2 separate regions of the Mus musculus genome follow, and region 1 is linked to region 2. The links are chromatin loops, found by intact Hi-C in ENCODE. Cell type or tissue: heart. All regions are shown on one strand.

Region 1 (8,000 bases), 50 kb after region 2:
TCCTTCCACCAAGGTCAGTAGATTCTTAGGCCTTCGCCCTGAGCCTCAGGTGCACCTCCTCTTACCGTTCCATGCCTCAGCAGGCTGGGAATCTGCCAACAGACCCTGACCGCCTTGACTCTGTCTGGCTGACTTCTCTTTTTTTCTCTCTCTCTGCTTCAGAGAAATAGACAAACTTTTTATTCTGCTTTTAGAAACAGGCATATTTGAGAGTCAGCTAGTTCCTCCACTGCCCTTAGCATTTTCCTGTCTAATGTCAACTGTTTACCCAGTCACTAGCCAAAAGATATTTAGGCTGTTGGCATTTTCTGCAGTTGTGAAAAAAGCCATTATAGTTTTTATGTAAAACTTTCCTATAAACCTAAGTCATGTGATCCAGAAATCCCACATCCTGGGTAAATACAAAACTGCCACTTTTTCAGTGTGACTATATGTTGTGTGACAACACATCTACTTACCAAAGATGACAGGGGTCCAGTGACAGACCAAACAAAGTATGGATACCAAAGTCCAACTTGGTAAGCCAGTGAGTTTTGTCAGGGTTATTTATAGGAACAAAAATGACTCAAAGACAGCTACATCACCGAAGCTCACCTCAGCATGGGTGACAGCTCACGGAGTTGGGAGCCTAGAACAACTGTACAGCCTGCGATCAGCTCAACAGGTTGGAGAGTGTCCTTTTCAGGTGATACTGGTCTAAACCTCTCCTAGACAGCCCAGCTGGTTTCTGCTTCTTCCAGGTAGCTGGTCTAGTCTGAGTCTTGGTAGCTCAGTTTGTCGGAGAGTCTTCTTTGAAGCTTGGCTTCCCTTCCTCTGAGAGAGACTCTCAGCTTGTATTCCTTACTCCGGCAGGAAAGGGCCTAGTGAATCTGGTCTGTTTCAGGGGCTTCCTGAAGCTGTTTTGGGGCTGTGTACTTCCCTACTTTTAGAGCTTCCCTGCAGGATAGGAAGTTTCCATCTCACAGGGAACTGTTACACAACACTACCAATTCAGTCCTCTCCAGAAATGGCCAGTCTCTACTTGGTTCCAGAGTCAGCAGCTTTGGCTATTACAGTGTTTGTTTCTTCTCATAACCACTCAGGGTATAATACAGGGTCAGTTTGTTCCCAGTTGACTTTCCTTAATGACTATAGAGGTGTGTGCTTATGAGTCCCTCACCCCACATTTTTTTAACAAAAAACTTAGAATTTCTTTTATGTTATGTGTATAGGTATTTTGCCTTCATCTGTTCCATATGTGTGCAGTGCCTGCGAAGGCTGGAAGAGGGCATCAGGTTCCTGGAGCTAAGGATGGTTGTGAGCCTTTCTGTGGGGCCTGGGAACTGACTGGACACTGGAAGAGCAGTCCATGCTCCCCCGATCAGTTGAGTGGGTACTCACCATTGAATAGCGAGATACAGATGCTGCCCAGATAGAGACCTTTATCAGTAATCAGGATTTTATTTTGCATTTTTTTCCAGGATGTAGCTCAATTTCTTTCTCTCTCTCGCTCTCGCTCTCTCATGCTCATGCTCTCTCTCTCTCTCTCTCTCGCTCTCTCATGCTCGTGCTCTCTCTCTCTCTCTCTCCTTACAAAGATAAGTGTTTTAGTGGTCATGACAGTGCATGCCATTAATCCTTACAGTGCTAAGGAATCAGAGGTACAAAGGTTACTATGAGTTCCGGGCCAAACAGTGTTACATAGTTAGACTCTGTCTCAAGGGGGAAAAAAGGGAGAATTGAACTTTTCTTGTCATGATTTGTTTTGTTTTTGAGAAGACAGGGACTCCTGTAGCCCAAGCTTACCTTGGCTGTCTGTAGATACAGATGCCTTAAAACCCCTGAACCCCCTGCCTCCACCTCCCAAGTGCTGGTACTGCATACACACATTACCACATTGCCTTAAGAATTGTGGTGGCGCACGCCTTTAATCCCAGCACTTGGGAGGCAGAGGCAGGTGGATTTCTTGAGTCCGAAGCCACCCTGGTCTACAGGGTGAGTTCCAGGACAGCCAGGGCTACACAGAGAAACCCTGTCTTGGAAAAAAAAAAAAAAAGAATTGTAATTTTGAAGAAGTGCAATCTACCGTTTTTTATTTTATGATTTATGCTTTTTGTATTATATGTAAAAAATCTTATTTGAAAACAGGTTTTCAATGTTTTCTCCTACACGTTTTGTAACTTTAAACATTACTTTGATGTCTATGACACATTTGAATCATTTTGTTATATATGCAGGTGGAGGTGGTTTTTTTGACTATGGATGTGAAATTGTATTAACATCATTTAAGACTACCCTTTCTTCTTTTTCCAAATTGCCTTTACATATTTTTTGGAAATAAACCCATTGAGATGACCCAATTAGCCAGCCCTCATGGCCATCAGTTTAAGATTCTTATCCCATGGCGTCTCCTCTCTCCATCTTTCCCTCTCCTCATGGTTCTTTGACCTGGGCACCCCAAGCCCCACCCATCTCAATTCTGCCTAGCTATAGGCTGTGGGCATCATTACTCACCAGTCAGGAATAACTTTTGGGGAGGGTCACATAGCATTTGGGTCTACTTGCAGACTCTCTGATCTCTGGGGGCAATCAGGCCTTAGTGGCCCATATTTAGCGTTACAATACAAGTGACATCAGCCCACTGCATATCTACATGATGGATATGTGTGGGTGAGTCTAAGAGTACTTTGTACTTATTTAAAAAAACAAAAACAAAAAACAAAAACACTAGTGGGGCTGGAGAGGTGTCTCAGTGTTTAGCATTACTGGCTCTTCTGTAAGACTCAGGTTCAATTCCCAGCATCCACATGATGGCAGACACCCAGCATAGGACTTGAAAAGGGCAGTGTTTGGGATGTATAGAGTGAGGCCCATGCTAGTTCACATGTAAACAATGTTAACTTTTAGTCATTTTGAAAAAACATGTTGAGGATTGTATCACTGCTAAACTTCAAGTGTAGAATCAGTAGCCTAGGTTTCATTCAGTAGGCAGAGGGGAAGTATATGAAATACTGAGCAAGAAAGTGACATGGCTAGAGTTTTCCTTGAAACCCAGGGACAACGTGGTAGGTAGGAGTAACAGACTACAGTGGGCTGCTTTGGTGTCTCCCAGTCAGGAGTGGTGAATAACAGCCTCGCCTGTAGGCACTAGAGGGCACCTGACATGCAAATGAGCACAGAGACTGATGGGAGGAGACAAGCATGAAGGGCATTTCGGCATACAGGAGGAGGATGCTGGGTAAATGCTGGGCAAGTCTGGGTGGCAGGTTGTAGATTTAATGTGGGGGGATGTTTGCTCAATCTGCCTGACTAGATTCAATTCCTGTAATGTCTGTCTGTCCTTGAACTTCCAGTCCTCCTGCCTCCATCTCACTAGTGCTGGGGACTATAGGTGCTGGGTATTGAACACAGAACCTGAGCATGTTAAGGTTAGCGCTACTGACTTAGCTACATCCCAGCCCAACTCCAGCGTTTTTGAAAATGGAAATTCACGGGCAGATAGTACTAAAGAAGGATGTGAGCTTGTGTCTTGTATAGCTAAAGAAAAGGTGTTTGTATTCAAAATAATAAAATGGAAATCTGTTCAACTTTCAGTTATAAAGTTGAAATAACCCACATGATTAAGTCCCTCTAGACGCCCTGTTTTATGTAGTAACAATCAAATAAGGCATCTCTCCTAACTTTTGTATCTTCTCATTCTCTCTATTTTGCCCAATAAAAGAATAGTTTTCAAAGCAGAGGAGGGTTTTGTTGTTGTTTTTGTAGGTACAGGGTTTCAAAACATATTTCAGGTTAACCTGGAACTTGCTTTGTGGCCCAGTTAGATCTTAGACTTGTAATCTTCTTGCTTCCGCTTCTTGAGTGCTGTGGTTGGTCCGTCTGATTGTCTGCCTGCCTGCATTTTATTTTAATTAATTAATTGATTAATTAATTAATTGAGGCTGGATCTCATGGTAGCCCAGGCTGTCCTCTGAGTGCTGAGGTTATAGGTGTATGCAGCTACGCCCAGGGACACATGTATCTTAAAACTTAAAAGATTAGACAGATGGAGAGAGGGATCATTTAAGGCTGAGATAGTCATGTGGAGCCTTGGTAAGCTAATTAGAAAATAAACATTTAAAGGATTTCTAGTCTAGAATGCATAATTACGTTGCTATAATTTCAGTGTTAAAACATCTAAGATCAGCATTCCTTGTTTCTGTATACAGTCATTTCTCACTATGTCTAAATATTCCTAGGTAACGCTCCGAATGAACGTAAGGAAGAGAAGTCGTTACACCTGAGTATGCCTATTATTACAGAGGAGGAGGAGGAGGACATGGGTGGCGTCAGAAAAGCAGGTACCCGTGCATCTTTTTAGCTCCTGCATCGACTTAGGCTATTTCCTCCCTAGGACAGGACTCATTCTTCCGACCCTCGTCTTTGGCCTGTTGGAGCTTGTCAGTGTTGTCCTGGTAACCATGGACTCACTCCACAGCCTGCAAGCAGTGATGCAGTATCCGGATGTGGACGCCTGCCAGGAATTCTGCTGGTGTGACCGCCCGCCCGCCTGCCCGAGAAGCTGCTTGCAGGCCTCTGCCCGGCTGTGCTCTCCGTCCTGGATGCTCTTCTTCTAGGAATCTGTTTTCTTTTTCTTCTGACGCCCCTCTCCCCATTTCCTTTCTACTTTTCATTGATGAGGACTATTTCTCTATCATGTCTTCCTAAGGTTGTGTTTCTGTGTATTGTATTTAATGATGGTTATTTGTGTGATAGTTACTGCATTTAGCTGTGAGAGCCAGAAGGATCAGAATACTTGCGTGTGTGTTGTGTTTCTAGGTTTCACTGTCGTGGAATCAGACTCTTCACTTTCTCTTTGCACGAGCCTAGACAGTTCAGTGTTGCTGCCCTGGGGTCGTGCTAGTTGTATGGAAGGCAGGCATATGGAATTCAAGCGGAGTAATTGTGAAGGAGGGTTCAGGGTGAGTGAGGTCTCCTCTCATCGGCATCTCAGTAAGACTGGAGTCCTGTCGTCTCTTTGGAGGTCAGAGGCTCTCAACTGCAGTTTCATTTGAGGAAATTCCGCATGTGTGTCAGCAATGATTTATTTTTTCTCTTAAATTGTAAGTTAGCAATCATTTCCGTCTAATTTTTCTTAAGTATTGAGATACTTGGGTCACTGGGCGTGGTGGCACACACCTATAACTTTAGCACTTGGAGGAGGTCCACTTTGAGGACGGCCTGGGCGCTATACTCTGAGATCAAGTCTCAATAAACAAACCTTTAATCCTAGCGTTCAGGAAGCTGAAACAGGAGGATTACAAGTGTGAGGACTAACTGGGTCACATAGCAAGTTCTAGCCCAACCTGAACCATGTTGTAGCTTTTATTATATATGTATCTTTACATTTTAATATATATTATGCATTTTAATGTCTGTGTGTGCGTGGTGTGTGTGTGTGTGCGTGCGTGTGTGAGTGCGCATTATTTATCTACCTGTTTCCTTCTTGGGTCTTGGCTGTGGGACATTATTGGTTGGGTTAGTCTGTTTTAAATATATGCAGGTAAAATGTGTATTATTATATAAACCTTTCATTTAGATGTCAGTATTTTAATCCATGGAGTTCTTAACCTTGTATCCACAGAGTTCACTGCGCCCAAGAGGAAGAGAAAATGCTGAACCGGGAGGCTGGTGGAGTTTTAAATTTTGAGCTTTCCAACAGAAGAAAGGTGTCATGTGTTCTAAGCAGGAAGTAGCCAGTGAAGACTGGATCTGAGAACAAGCTCATTTCTGTGAGATGGAAGAGCATGCCATAGGCCAAGAGTTGAGTAAAGGTTTACTCTGAAGATTAATTTTAACATTTTTGTTAATATTGCAATTTTAACAAATTACATTGTAGTTTGTTACAGAATAGATTGTAAATGTGTTAAACTTGTTAGACTTGTTAGGGGTCTGTATGAGTGGAGATAGAGTTTCTATTGCCTTCAGAATGTAATAGAAAGAATTACATATTTGTGAGTTAGTACTCTTTCCTGAAAGTTTTTGTGCTGTACTAATGCATTTATATATAAATGATTCATACCTGTCACCTAGCAACGGATTTGGCTGGGGTTTTTGTTGAATATTTTGTGTGTTATGGTTAAGTGCAATAAAAATTTTGCCCCCTTGTTTTATCTTCTAGTGTGTGAAATTTTCATGGCCAATAACTTGACTGATACCTTAGTAAGTTACGGCTGCCTTCGTGCTTACGATGTACCCTTACTTCCTCATTGATTTGGACAGGGTCTGCCTGTGTATGCTAGGCTGGCCTTGAACTCTCCATGCGAGTACTGCCTTGCTCGGCCTCCCCACTGCTGGGATTATAGATAATGCACCGCCGGGCCTCACTCCTTACCCTCTGTAGTATTTGCTTTAAAGTTCCCATTGGTCTACTGTATATGAATGCATAGGTACCTGTGTGTGTGTCCTTGTCTACACATAAGATTAATTAATACACTGTTTAATGCTTATGTACTGTCTAATAGGCCCATAGGAGCAGTCATGTAGATTCTGAAACGTGTCTTTGACACAGAACTTTTGTAAATCACAGAAAAGATGTCTCTAGTCACGTGTGTGCTGCTGTTTTAATTTCACACCCCTGGAGTTTTAAGTGGAGATGGCTTTAGCTGTGCTTGAAAGCTGCCAACACACGGCCTCTGTGTTGTGAGGCTAATGCAGCCTGACATATAGTTAATTATTAAGGCTCAAAGGCTGGCTTGAAGAGGTAATTTCCAAGTCTGATATGATTGAAAATGTATATCTTAGGTATGTAATATGTTAAGACCAAAATACTGATGTTGGCTTGGATAATACTTGACATCGTTATCCTGTTAGCTACTAAAAAGCAGTTGTTTCCTGTGTCTGACTTCAGCTCTGTCCGATAATGGGTTGGACATTACAGTGTGAACATGGGCCAGAGCTGCTGGGCTGCAACACCAGAGCTTGGTTAGTAATATGTAGCTGAGTGGATTAGCATTGTACAGCTGAAACGCTATGTACCTGAGTCGTAATCTATTTTTCACAAAGCGCTTATAAAAGACCATGGTGTCATTTCACAGACAAAGGGATGGTGAGTAGCAAACAGTGTTGTCATAGTAACCGAAAGTTTGTGTTTGCCCAGCTCCCTGAGTTGATCAGGCTAACCTGTGGTTCACTCCACAGCTGAAGGGAACCCTCATTACCTTGTGTCAATTTTAATTAGGTATAATGAATACCATCTTCTCAGACTACCTTGGGTATAGTGAAAGACTGGTACCTCTGTCTGTTTATCTGTCTACTTACGTGTCTACCTATGTCTTGAGAAAATACCTTAAAAACAAACTTTGCACTGAAAGTTACTTTTATTTTTCTCAGGTTAGCTTTGGAAAATAACTGTAGTTACTAATGCCTTCCTTACCCTTCATTCTTGAATTAAATTACAGTTTGAAGAAGGCTTACTTTTTAAATGGCTTAGAAAGAACTCTGTGGGTGTTAAAACTATTCACATTTTCATTTATCTTTTGAGCGACTATGTAGTAATTTTCATTGCACATTTTTCTTATTCTCTGTGTTAATATAAATGTCAAAGCCCAGACTTGAGGTTGTATAATCCCTTTTATGTGATATTTTTAAATGTCTGAATTATTCATTCTACTGTGCTGTGTATTACAGGTCTGAATTTTTAAGAGACATTCAAGCAGGCTCCTTTCAGTTGCAAGAAACAAAAGCATACTCCCACTATCGTAAATGCTGGGAGCTTACTGGAAGATTATGGTTAAATAAGTAAGGCACTCATCAAAGACAGCTTCCTCAAGGGTTTGGGAATTAGCTATAGGCCTCTCTTAACACCAAATGATGCTCTTAGCTAGGGTGGAGATCCAAATCAGTTGTGTCCCATGTACCAGAGGGCATGGCAGATGACAGAGAAGGACCCATCTGTGGCAGCTTTCCTCAGCAAAGGTGAGAAAGGTCAGGCCTTTACAGTCTCACGGGTTTCTCAGTGTAGTCGTGGTTTGACAAAATGC
Region 2 (8,000 bases):
TCAGATATTGTTTCTAATTTTATTTTTTTGGTAATGTACTGATTTAAGAGAGAATGTTATTTCACATTTAATGTTAATACTGTTCTTTGTTAAAGCTGTTATTCTACATTTTAGAAAACTCACAAGTTTTTAAAACTCATTGAATTAATAAGTAGTTACATGAATTAATAAGTAATTACATACACGAGTAGAAAAAAAGGAAAGATAATTAAAAGACCAAGACAATTATAAGTAGAAATGCAGTATTAAGGCAAGAAGTTATAATACAAATGACAGGTAATAAGATTTTCGATGATGACTGAATACACAGTGACAGTTTGGGTTCAGGCTTTTTTAATGTCCTAAAGAAGCAGGATTGGGGGGTGGCCAAGATTTTAAGAGCACAAAGATGCTTTAACTTCTAAGGATGTTTTCAATAACTTGAGACTGTAATTGGAAGGATGATGTTGTGTTGGACCACATGTGGTTGTACACACCTTTAATCCTAGCACTTAGGAGGCAGATATAGGCAGATCTCTTGATTTCCAGGCCAGCCTGGTTTATGTAACTAGTTTCAAGCCAGGTAAGGCTACAGAGTGAGACCCTGTCTCAAAAAGAGAAGTAAGAGAAGGGCTGAAGAGATGGCTCAGTGGTTAGGGCCACTGACTGTTCTTCGGGAGGGGGGACCCCACTTCAAATTCACATCCTCATGGCAGCTCACAATGGTCTGTTACTCCAAGATCTGACACACTCCCATAGACATGCAAGCAAAATTCTGCACATAAAATAAAAGTAAATTTTTTTAAAAAGTTGCAAGAGAGTTCTGTGAAGTACTTGTTGAATTACAGAGACTTAACAGTTAATTTTTTTAAAATAGTAATTTATAAACAGAGTATACTGGTCTCTCTTTCTTAATTCCCTCTGTCAGGACCTAGTCTCTGTTCTTTGAAAGCAGTCTTATTAAGTCTTGACTACTTTGCATTGTATTGCTATTGACCCTACTGTATTATGTATTACATGCTTAATAGCATTGCATCTAATTATTGATCTCTGCATCACTCTAAGTATACACACTCGGTTCTAAATAATGGATATTTTGTGTTTGTTTGTTTTTTCCCTAATACTTCCATTTTATATACCTTAAAATGTATCCATTTGATAAATGTCCATGATTTTTTTAGATATTCATAGAAATGGCCTAACCACCATCATACCTCTAATTTTATTTTTTAAAATTGTCTTGTTTTATTGTATGTTTGTTTGTTTTGAGACAGGGTTTCACTATGTAACCCTGGCTGGCTTAGGACTCCAAGTAGACCAAGTTGTTCTTGAACTCATAGAGGGCTACCTACCTCTGCCTCCCAAATGCTGGGATTAGAGGCATGTACCATTACACTCAGCCATTTTAGAAAATGTCATTGCCTCAAAAAAGAAGTTCTATATCTATCTAATCCACTTTCTCTGAGCATTTCAAATAAGTAAAACATTTGTTTTGAACCAGACTAAGCAATAAAAAAGGAAATCAAGATGTTGTTTCAGAGTCATCTAAATGTAATCTAATTTTTTAGTTATGAGGTTTGACATTAAGATTAAATTAGACGTGAATTGATTTTCCTCTGCTTTATTTCTGTGGCTTTTTTGTTGTTGTTCTGGGTGTCAAAGCCAGGCCTACATGTATGTACTAAGGGAGTCCTCGTCCATTGAGCTACATTCCCAGTCCCTATTCCTGTGACTTTAAATTGTAAACAGGTCTCATATGTAGCTCAGGTCGGCCATCTCCATCCTCCTCCTTCAGCCTCCCTAGTGCTGAGAGTATTGGTATGTACCATCATGGCTGATTTCTGTAACTTCTGATAGAACATTCTGTCTGGCTTTCATACTCAGATGCTATTTACTTACAAAAGGTAAGTTGGCATTTTTAAAGTTCTGTAAACACGTTGCTGCTTATTCAAAATTGAGTTATCACAGTTGGTAAAAGACATGAAGTATTTACACAAGTTCTTTTGAAGGGGACATACTTGTATACTGACAGACATTTATAGGGTACACTTACACCATTTTCTTATTTTCTTTACTTGGACCAAACTCACCAGCACAGATGAATAATTAATCCTGTGAAGTGTGGACTCTCCTCCCACAGTCCAGGGAGTCACTGCCGTCTTACACACACTCTCCCTGGATGGAGCTGTCAGACCTACTGACATGCTGGAGTAGGTGAAGAGGGAGCAAATCATGGTTGTGTTAATGCTGAGAGCCTTGCTTTGATGCTCTCATCCTAACAAATTTCTATGTTTAGCTGTGACTTAAAACTCGGTTTCTTGCTTTCGTTAGGCCCAGTGAGAAAAGGGAAAGAACTAAACACACAGCGGAGCTTTTTTCTCAGAATGAAGTGCACCCTAACAAGCCGGGGGAGGACGATGAACATCAAGTCAGCAACGTGGAAGGTACGCAAGCTGAGCGTGCACTTGATTATAGATAAATAAACCTATACACATACATGCTAGTATCAAGAGCTTTCACTAGGAGTGCTGAAAGTCAGCTGACCCTAGCACTTGGGAAGCAGAAGATCATCTGCTACAGATTTGAAGGCAGCCTTGTCCTCACAGCAAGTTCCAGGCCAGCCAGGGGAACACAAGCCTTACCTCAGAAAACAAAACAAACAAAAGAGTTTTGCTTAGAGTTATGAGGGGAATGGAGAAAGTGCTTAGTAATTAAGAGCACTTGCTTGCCAAGTACCTGGCTTTGGTGCTCAGCACCCATGTGTCAGTTCACTGTCACCTGTAACTCCAGTTCCAGGAAATCATCCAGTATCCTCTCCTGACCTCATCAGGCACCAGGTACACACACAGTGCACACACATACATGCAGATAGAGCACTTACCCACATAAAATAAAAATCAATTTCAAAATAGACTTACGAGGGAAAAGTATAATTATTCCCTTTTGCATATTTGCATTTATATTCAGTATATGTAATCTCCATTAAAGACAGTATAATAATCTGACAGTTTGAGATATATAAACACAAATTATTGGAAATACGATATTTCTTTTTTTTAAAAAAATATATACATACATTTATTTATTTATTTATATGTGAGTACACTGTAGCTGTCTCCAAATGCACCAGTAGAGGGCGTCAGATCTCATTACGGGTGGTTGTGAGCCACCATGTGGTTGCTGGAAATTGAACTCAACGACCTTTGGAAGAGCAGTCGGTGCTCTTACCCACTGAGCCATCTCTCCAGCCCACAATATTTCTATACTAAGCTAACTTATCAGTTGGCTTTGCCAACTAGTATTTAAATCCTAATATAAGTATAATTTTCTATCTCAGTTTCCTTTTTTTGTTCAGTGTTGAACCATAGTCACCAGAGCAAAATCAACTATAATGACCAGATTAGTGAAGAAGGAAAGATAGTCTAGACTTAATACAAGACTTAAATATTTTTCATTGTGTGTGTGTGTGTGTGTGTGTGTGCACGTGTGTGTTTTAGTGTTTTAGTTGGTTGCATGTAAGCATACCATGTGTTTACAGAGGCCAAAAGAAGGCATTTGATCCATATTCTGGATTATAAGTGATCCCTAGTTTCTATTTTATGTGCATGAATGTTTTGCCTCCATGTATATCAGGGCATGCATGCCTGGTGCCTGAAGAAATGAGAAGGTGTCAGATCCTCTGGAAATAGGGTTACAAATGGTTGTAAGCTGCCTTGTGAGTGCTAGGAATCAGATCTAGGTCCTCTGGGAAAAGCAGTCAGTAAGCTTAACCACTGTCTCATCTCTAGCACCCTACCTTCACAATGTTGTGGGGTTGTTTTGTTTTGTTTTGTTTTGTTTTAGAATACCTCATTATCTCATAATGTCTTAACTGCTATGCCATCTTTCCAGCTCCCCTTACCTCTTTCTATTTTAAAAAGGTAACTTTATTTTCTTACTCATATTCAGGTGCTTCACTGCACGGGCCATATTCATGTCTATGATACCAACAGTAACCAACCTCAGTGTGGGTACAAGAAACCACCCATGACGTGCTTGGTGCTGATTTGTGAACCCATTCCTCATCCGTCAAATATTGAAATTCCTTTAGATAGCAAGACATTTCTCAGTCGACACAGCCTCGATATGAAATTTTCTTACTGTGATGAAAGGTAAATGAACTATTTTATATTTTTAAAATTTAGATTTTTTGTAGCCTTTTCATATCACTATAATAAAAACTTAATTGATATGTCCATGAAGCTAAATATGAAGATGCATCCTAGAACCCAAAAATGTAAGATTAGCTTTTATACTATAAATACTGTATTTAGCTATTATACAAAATCTATTAAGATGAAATTCTTGACTACATCTAGTGGCATCCTCCTGTAATCTTAGCTATGAGGAGACTGAGACAGGAGGAGGGTAATTTCCAAGTCAGAGGTGGATCACTTGTCCTACATGCAAAAGGCACTGACTTCTTGCTGTGGTACTGCAAGCAGTGAACACAAAAGTCATGAAGTTCTTTTGTTTGAGGGAATTTTGCTTAAATTCAGAAAGTAAGTTTTAAAGATAAATAGTTTATGTAGAGTAGGCAACAGTTTTGGTCTGTAACCCACATGTTCTTCTTGAGCATCATCAACTCCACCCTTGGTTCCTGTCACCATTTCCCTAATCTGTTACTACTTGTGTGTAATTGTCAACTTGATGTTTCTGCCTACACCATTTTCTTAATAATGAAATAAATACTCCTGTTACTAAACTACTCTACTGCTCCCAGACAGCCTAAGTTACTGCACCTCTTGTGATCCCTAATGTTGTTGACACAGCACTGTTGAAACCTGACTGTAACTTTACTACATACTACACTTAGTAGTAGTTTGTAGTAAATATTATAAATGTACTGTCAGCTGGGCGTGGTGGCGCACGCCTTTAATCTCAGCACTCGGGAGGCAGAGGCAGGTGGATTTCTGAGTTCGAGGCCGGTATGGTCTACAAAGTGAGTTCCAGGACATTCAGGGCTACACAGAGAAACCCTGTCTCGAAAAACCAAAATATAAAATAAAATAAATGCACTGTCTCTCCCATCGTTCTATCTACCTTGTGCTCCTGTCATTAAATTCTTTATTTCATTCCCTTTGGCCTGAATTGTTACCATAAACTCCTAAGCTGCATTTCTACCAACGGATTTGTACCTTTTTACTTGTACGTCCACTGTATCCAAAGGGGGCTTCCCAAGGTGAGGATCAGATTGTGCCCTTCTCTTAGAAATACATCAGTTGCTTCTTGTAGTACTGTAAGTGGGAAGATTTATTTGTCAAAAGATAGCTGTACATTCTGGGTGTGGTGTTGTATGTCAGTGATCTTAACACTTGGGAATTGAGACAAAGCTGACCTAAAACTACATATGAATGCCTGCCTGTCTGTCTCAAATAAATAAAATTTAAAATAGGTATATATTTTAAAAGCTGAAAGTAAAACAGACTTGTGCAGTTAAATCTAAATGTATTAAAATGTCAAGGAAAGGTATTTACAGTCTAGTCCCTTCTCAGTTCACCAAATTAATCAGGAGTTGGGAGAATCACCGATCTGGATATGGTTCCAGCCACTCATTACAAAGAGTTTCATGTTCTTTTTTAATGTCTTGTGCCTTTGCACACACTGTAAAAGGATGCCTAAGAGCATCTTAGGCAACATCCCTTGCACATGCTTCTGTCAGTGTTTATTCTGCTGCTGTCTTACTGGTCCTTTTTTCTGCAAGCAGTATAGCCTGTTATTAGAGGCAGATGTTCTGTAGCCAACTGAAATTCTGACACTGGCACCTAGATAACGATGAGCACATCAGTCCTTTTATGGTATCACTTTCCTGTTTGTTTATTTGGTTAGTTTTTGGTTTTTTAAGACAGAGTCTACACAGCCCTGGGTGTTCTGAAACTTACCCTGTAGACCAAGATGGCCTCCAGCTCACAGAGATCCATCCACCTGTCTATACCAAGAGCTGATGTCTAAACTTCTAATATCAAGACTATCCGCAAATAGCTGTTTATTGTACTTAGTAATGTAAGATATAATCATTTGGCACATATATTTTGAGTATTTACTGTGTTCATAGAAATGATGATTCTTCCCCTTAAGATGTGGACAAATGCCATACTATATAGTTGCTTTAGAACACAAGTTTTCTAATCTAATAAGAACAACCTTTGTAAGAATTGGAGAAGCGACTGGTACAGTGCTCACAGAGTGTGCAAGGCCTGGGGATCAGTACTCAGCATGGAAACAACTCATTTTCTGGGTCTCTTACCCTCTTTTGGTACTGACTTTCTATGTAGTTCTCTAAACTTTAGTCTGTTTCCTCTTGCTTCCCCCAACATACATGAAATCAGTCTGCCAGGAAACTGTCTGGTATTTCTATCTTGATTTCTCAATGTCCTTTAATAGTCAACATTCCTCAGTTTGAGAAATACTGGTTGATATGTGGTTGAGTCAAAACGTCCTGAGTCTCAGTATACAAAATCTTCATTTATCTGATCCTCTTGCCTGCATCTCTTGAATTCTTTCTCTCCACTTGCCTGTACTAGTCAGGTTTGGTAGCAGGTGCCTTTACCTGCTGGCCCTAGATATTAGAAATGTCATGTAAGATTTTCATAATTAGGCAGTTTTTTCCATATCTTCATTCTGAGGGGTTATGGATGCAAGAAGTTCCTAGAAAGAAAGAGAAAAAATTGAACCAGAAAGTCTAGCATGCAGAAGACCCTAGGATCCATCACTCAGTACCAGCACAAGGGGGAGGGGGTAGGGAGGGATTTTCTTTAGTATTTTTGAGTCCCTAGATTCTGCCCCTATTACCATTCTTGAATAGAGGGGAAAACAAATATTTTTAAAGCAGTTTCTTTTCATTTGTAGTGCTGCCGTCTATGTTAATGTGTCTTGGTCCCTTTGTGAAGAAGTGCTAGTTTATGTTTTAAAAAATCTGTTTTGTTGGTTTTAGAGTAAATAGCAGATCTTAAACTGGGACAAAACAAACTATATTATTTAACAAACTGTATGAGCATACCTTGCTTATGCCTATTCTCTGATTAGGTGTTTTCTGTTTTGCTTATATTTTGGATAAAAGATGTAAGTATCTTTTACCAGCACCTCAGTTTAAAAAAGAAAAAAAAAGTCCCTTGAATTCTAAGCCTAGCAGTCTCACCCTTGCTTCATGTTTGTTCCCAGAAAGGCTTTAGAGGAAAACAGTTGCAGTTGGCGTAGTATATCAAGCACAGCTTTGCCTTCCTCATAAAGTGTGTCTTCATGGCTTCCTGCAGGCTCATGCAGAATCAGCTTGAGTGCCCTCCCTAAAGGAACTGCCAGGGACCAGACAGGCTATGGAATTAGATTCCAGCCCATACTCGATTAGATGCTGTTCTTTCATCTGAAATAAATTCTCATAAAATTAATATTAAAGCCAAGTAAAAATATTTATCCTCTAAAAAATGACAAAGGTTATTCCTTTACTTTCTACTTAGTATGAATATCCTTGGCTTAATGATAGTGGAGCTTTTAAAGTGAGGCCTTGCCAATGGGCCTAAAAATTGTAAGGTAAACAATTTAGCTCTATGAAAAATACTGCTAGCAATTTAAACTGTATTTGTGACTGTCTTTGGAACTTTTGTCATTTCATTTAGCATTATCAATATTTAATAATATCCTGCGTTAATAGTAACAGTATGTATAATAAAATATTTTTTAAAGATAGGTCATTATTTTGAGTTGAAAGGATAAGAATCAAGGATGAATCTAAATGACACAGAAAGTCTGGCTATTATACTAAATATAGAATTGTTAAGGGTGAATTTTAAATTTATTAAGTGAGGAATAATGTTTTGTTTTGTAACAGAATTACTGAGTTGATGGGTTATGAGCCGGAAGAACTTTTGGGCCGCTCAATTTATGAATATTATCATGCTTTGGATTCTGATCATCTGACCAAAACTCACCATGATAGTAAGTACAATAGAAGAACTCAAGGAGGGGGCTGGAGAGATGGCTCAGTG

Evidence for each region. A loop is a pair of places that touch in the nucleus more often than their neighbours do. Peaks named below come from ENCODE experiments on the same cell type or tissue, not always from the same donor. Only the 100,000 strongest peaks of a DNase experiment are listed, where the experiment ranks them.
Region 1: a loop joins it to region 2, with 1.9 times the contacts of the local background. A loop is called at or near these places in 5 of 42 quality-filtered maps.

Annotation. Positions count from the first base shown.
Region 1 is chr12:73,978,261-73,986,260 of GRCm38, forward strand. Snapc1 (small nuclear RNA activating complex, polypeptide 1) reads left to right here. Exons shown (of 10, transcript NM_178392.5): 9 at 4,218-4,319; 10 at 5,603-8,000. The coding sequence ends at 5,637. Among named protein-coding and RNA genes, the nearest start is that of Syt16, 16 kb to the right of the region's middle. In heart, no CTCF peak of the experiment used is centred here; a DNase peak (open chromatin) is centred at 4,481.
Region 2 is chr12:73,928,347-73,936,346 of GRCm38, forward strand. It overlaps Hif1a (hypoxia inducible factor 1, alpha subunit), which reads left to right. Exons shown (of 15, transcript NM_010431.2): 5 at 2,311-2,423; 6 at 3,928-4,130; 7 at 7,844-7,950. It overlaps Gm15283 (a long non-coding RNA gene), which reads right to left. Exons shown (of 2, transcript XR_381691.3): 2 at 6,378-6,666. Among named protein-coding and RNA genes, the nearest start is that of Gm15283, 20 kb to the right of the region's middle. In heart, a CTCF peak has its summit at 3,100 (motif pointing right); no DNase peak of the experiment used is centred here.